Regions from separate parts of the Homo sapiens genome. Here region 2 is linked to region 1. Evidence: chromatin loops called from intact Hi-C (ENCODE). Cell type or tissue: CD4-positive, alpha-beta T cell. All regions are shown on one strand.

What was found. A loop is a pair of places that touch in the nucleus more often than their neighbours do. Peaks named below come from ENCODE experiments on the same cell type or tissue, not always from the same donor. Only the 100,000 strongest peaks of a DNase experiment are listed, where the experiment ranks them.
Region 2: a loop joins it to region 1, with 7 times the contacts of the local background. A loop is called at or near these places in 9 of 110 quality-filtered maps.

The regions. Positions count from the first base shown.
Region 1 is chr7:112,195,952-112,198,451 of GRCh38, forward strand. All of the region lies in intron 1 of DOCK4 (dedicator of cytokinesis 4), which reads right to left. Among named protein-coding and RNA genes, the nearest start is that of DOCK4, 9.2 kb to the right of the region's middle. In CD4-positive, alpha-beta T cell, no CTCF peak of the experiment used is centred here; no DNase peak of the experiment used is centred here; H3K27me3 peaks cover 384 bases.
Region 2 is chr7:111,566,551-111,569,050 of GRCh38, forward strand. No RefSeq gene overlaps it. Among named protein-coding and RNA genes, the nearest start is that of IMMP2L, 5.3 kb to the left of the region's middle. In CD4-positive, alpha-beta T cell, no CTCF peak of the experiment used is centred here; no DNase peak of the experiment used is centred here; H3K27me3 peaks cover 436 bases.

The DNA.
Region 1 (2,500 bases):
CATGTGTTAGTAGTTTCCAAAAGCCTCCCATGTAAATGTCATGCTCTCCCCTCTTCCTCACTCTCCCGTTTTCTTGAGAAACAGCCATGTTTTCGTTCATTGCTAAGTGACAGATGCCTGTCCAGATTTAGTTGCCTTCCCGCTTCCATAGAGATGCAAATGTGATCACTGATTAAGGCAACCTGGATCTCGAACCTCTCTACAACGCGAAGGACTGAGCTAAAAATAAAGGTATGGGTTCAATTCCACTTTCAGATCTGCGTTCAAGGCTAGTTGATGTGTACAGCTCCAAGCCAGGTTCCCAGTTGTAAGTTATTATATACCATGTACCACGGTTTTAGGGCAATTCAGATGAAATCATCTCTTATCCCCCTACCTCCTTCTCTGTCACCAATACCCTGCCAGAAAAACTACACTATCCAGTAAGCTTTGTTATTGCAATACTTTCAAAGCAACTACAAAATCACTGTCCTTATGAAGACCACAGTACACTTCTCAATGGTGAAGTGGCATCTTCTATAGACCCCTTTCCACCCACCTACCCACCTTCCTGTCCTGCTCGTTTCTGAGAGTGGTCATCTCTCAACAGAATTAAAAAGATGGGGTGAAAAGAGAAGGATTACAGATGCTTCCGGCAGTAAATGGCGTGCTCCAAGTTGGATGTATTGACCTGGTCTCTAAGCTGGTGACAGAGAGTGGGGAAGGGGCAATGGGTCTTCCTGTCATCTTTCCAGTCATTGAGGCCTCTCTGTTTAATAAGGGAAAGCCAAAAGAAGCCACCAATAGGTTTTTTTCTCTTTTTAATCCAGCTTTATTGAGGTATTGTTAACTAATACAAATTGTATATATTTAAGTTGTACAAACTGATGTTGATATCACCTTAAATATACACACATACATTGTGAAATGATTACCACAATCAAACTAATTAACTATCTAGCACCTCACACAGTTCCCTTTTTTTCCTGTAGTGAGAATACTTAAATCTATTCTCTTAGCAAATTTCAAGTATACATTATTGTTAACTATAATCACCACGCCGTACCACTGAAAACCAAGAAAACATTGGTTTTCTTCAACCAGTTCCACCTGCCTTAGGGAAATTTCACGTGAATTTTGCCAACAGACGTTCTGTCAGACTTAGTTTTCAGTATTATTAATGTTTGCCTCTTTCTGTGAATTTATTGTTATTTCACTGATTAGTTAGGAGAGCCTACATGAGGGGAAGGGAACCTAGTGCCATCATAAGCTAGAATTCCTTCCTTTAAGTCACTTATTTTTCAGGAGTGCCATAGTATAACTTTAAGAATTCTTGTGGTTCCTAAGAGGTATTATATATTTACCAAAAAAAAAAAAAACTGTATGTACAAATCTATTGCTTTATATATTGAAGCATTTTTCCATTTTTAGATGGGTGCGTGTTCTTAAATGCTGTTTCAGGGATGTATAAATCTTGTTCATTGAAATATTATTCGTGCACTCTGTTTTTCAACATCCTTACTGGGAAATCTCACAAACGTGCACAATCTGGCATGAAATATTTGTTTGGGAGAAGACTGTCACAGACATAGAAATAACTAATGCCTTAGCTAGGCAACGCCCTAGAGGGAAGCAAGAAAAGACTGTAAAATGTAGTTTACGACCAACTCTAAATGGACAGCTAATATTTCTTACTTGAGAATCCTTTGTACCCATATTAATAAAATGCCTCGAGATGACTGCTGTTTGAAATTTGGGGTCTGTCATGTTAAAACTTAGAATGAACAGGCAGACTATACATAATCAAAGTCAAAGCAATTAGCGAAGTCTCATTTAGACTCATTACTTCAGCCTTCACTCCTAAGCCAAATAATCTTTAATCACACTCTTCAGCACAGAACTTCTCTTTTTTGGTGCAGACTCACTTTCTACTAGACCTCATCACCTGAATGTTTTGCAGGTATCTCAAAAATTGCAGGTATCTCAAACTCAAGGTGGCCAAACAAAAATCTTCATCTTACATAAGCCTGACCTGCCTAGAAAAAAAAAAAAAAAAAAAAAGTTGGTTCTTTTGTTGAATGGCACCTGTATTCATCCAGGCACCCAAGCCAAAAACAGGAAGACATCTGCTATAAATCACGTTTATATGCCCCCAAAATTCACATATTGAAACTGTAATCCTCAATGTGATGGTATTTGGAGATGGGGGACTTGGGGAGGTAATTAGGCCATGAGGGGGAGCCTTCATGATGGGATTCGTGACCTTATAAGAAGAGATGAGAGAAAGCTTGCTTCCTTTCCTCCCCATGACCCCTTCCCCCTACCCACGTGAAGATACAGCAAGAAGATGTCCACCTGCAAACCAGGAAGAAGGCCCTCACCAGGAACTGACTCAGCCAACACCTTGATCTTGGACTTCCTAGCCTGCGGAACTGTGAGAAACAAATTTCTTTTGTTTAAACTATCCAGTCTATATTTGTTATAGTATCCTGAGCTAAGACAACATCCTAAACTCCTTCCT
Region 2 (2,500 bases), 630 kb before region 1:
AACAAGGTATATCCCCTTTTATAAAAATAATTTAAAAGCGAGCTTAAAACAAAAACAAAACAAGCAATTACAGTTTTATTTATGAACTAAATACTTGATTCTAAACTTACTACCTTGGAATAAAATTTTAAATATATAACCTTTCATTTTTATTACAAATAAAAATAATGTAAATCATCCAGTTTGGGGTTTTTTAATACAATTTCCAACTAAAAGAAACTAGAGCTGACCAACCAAATGTCTGACTTCAGATCTGGGTCAGGTTATACACAAGATGAGCATAGGATAACTTGTCCCACAAAGCCGGGAATCCATTAACAACAAAATGTGTCAAAGGGACACAGAAACCAATATCAAATAGCTCCTTTGGCCAAAGATGGACAATTTAAGCATCAAAAAAAGTAATGGATGCAGTTGTTAGAAACATACTGAATATATAAAAATTCATGAGTTCTTAATGATGTTCCAAAAAGGGGAGGTCAATAAAAGGAAAAAAAAAATCCACTGGACACTATTGCAAGTAGCTAGCATTAAGCCCTTATTCTAAAATTGTCCATTAAAAGAAAATAATTCAAATTTTCTGATGTATCTTTCCTGATTAAACTATATATCAGAAAACCAAATTGGTGTTGAGGGAAAGTTGTTTTTTATAATAAATATGAAACAACAGAATTGGAAACCCACCATTTAGCAATCTTGCATTTAATAAATGATTCAGGCAACCATCATCAATGGATCAAACCAACAGATGAAATGTTCATGAGGAACTTCACAATGGAGATCAGACCGTCACTACCTCAGCCTAATAATCTGTCATTACAAGTGGGACTCCAGACATTGTGTGCTTCCTGATCTAATGCCATCTGAAGCACTCAGCACAACTATGAAATGTTATCACCCAAAAAACATGAATGGGATCTAATCAAGCCTTAAAACTGACTTCTCACTTACAGGCTTACAAAAAACATGAGGGTTACAGGAATAAGTTAAATGACACCACAAAGAGGCTGGGCGCAGTGGCTCGCACCTATAATCCCAGCACTTTGGGAGGTCGAGGAAGGTGGATCACTTGGGGCCAGGAGTTCAAGACCACCCTGGGTAACATGGTGAAACCCTGTCTCTACTAAAAATAAACAATGAGCCAGGCATGGTGGTGCGTGCCTATAATCCCAGCTACTCAGGAGGCTGAGGCAGGAGAATCGCTTGAACCCGGGAAGCGGAGGTTACAGTGAGCCAAGATGGCACCACTGCACTCCAGCCTGGATGACAGGGTGAGACCCTGTCTCAAAAAAAAAGAAAAAAAGATGCCACAAAGAAGGAAACAGGTAAATCTAGAATGGAGTAGAATGGAGGACACTCTCTAGGACAATTGATGTAGTCTCTACAACAAGTTAATAACTGGACACACAGGAGAGGGAATGGGTCAGGAGAAGCCTAGGTTAAAAAAAATACAGCCATGAAATGTAAGATGTGAACCTTTATTTGGATCCTGATTGAAACATCACAACTATAAAGACTTGTAAGACAATCACGGACATTTAACTATGGACTGGTGTTAGATGATACCAAAGAAATATTATTTTATTAGGTGTAATAATGGCATTGTGATTATGTAAGAAAATGTCCATAATTTTTGGAGAGGCATTCTGAAGTATGTTGAAGTTAAATGACATACTCTCTGGAATTTACTTTATACTTCAACATAAAAAAAAAGAAGGAAGAAAAAGAGATAGCATAAATAAGAAAATAAAATGGATAATTATTGAATCTAGATGATGAGGGGAGTTCTTTGTACTTTTCCATGGTTTTCGTATATGTATGAAATTTTGTATAATGAATATTTAAAAATATAAGTGACGGCCGTAGCTCAGATTTTCTAGAAAACAGTGCCTGAGACAAGCTCACATGTTAAAATTTTCTTGGGGGTTGCAGTACTAGAAAAGCAATAATGAAGGAAAAGGGAGAACAGAGGCAGGGACAGAGGGAGGAAGATCCATGGTGGTATGTTTCCAAGCTGATTATAGCATCCCAGTACATGCAGTTGGTTGCTTAGTCACACAGGACATCTCAAGAAGGCTGTGTGAAACCACTGGGTAACAATCCTCCCTCAGGAGGGGAAAGGTTAAGGCACTTTTTTTAACTGGATCCTTCCTGCCTTCTGTCTCTCATTCATCAATGTTTGTTCCATAAAGCAGGGCAAGCATGTGGGGGAAAAAAGGTTGGGGGCAGGGAAGTGAAAATGGGTTTTATGAAGTGACTGAGATTTGTTTAATCTCACAATGTAGAATTTAAACAAATCAGTGACTTTTGGGTTTAGTGAAGACTTACCTATAATTTTAGCCTTTTTGAACTAGAATAATCATTCTGCTTGACTTTCTTATTACATCAGTAAATAATTTATTCAGGTCAAAGCCATTATTTTTGATTAACAGAAATCACAGTCACATAAATGGCTACAGAAACTAAATATAGGAGAAGGGTTCTACCACAGTGACCTGAA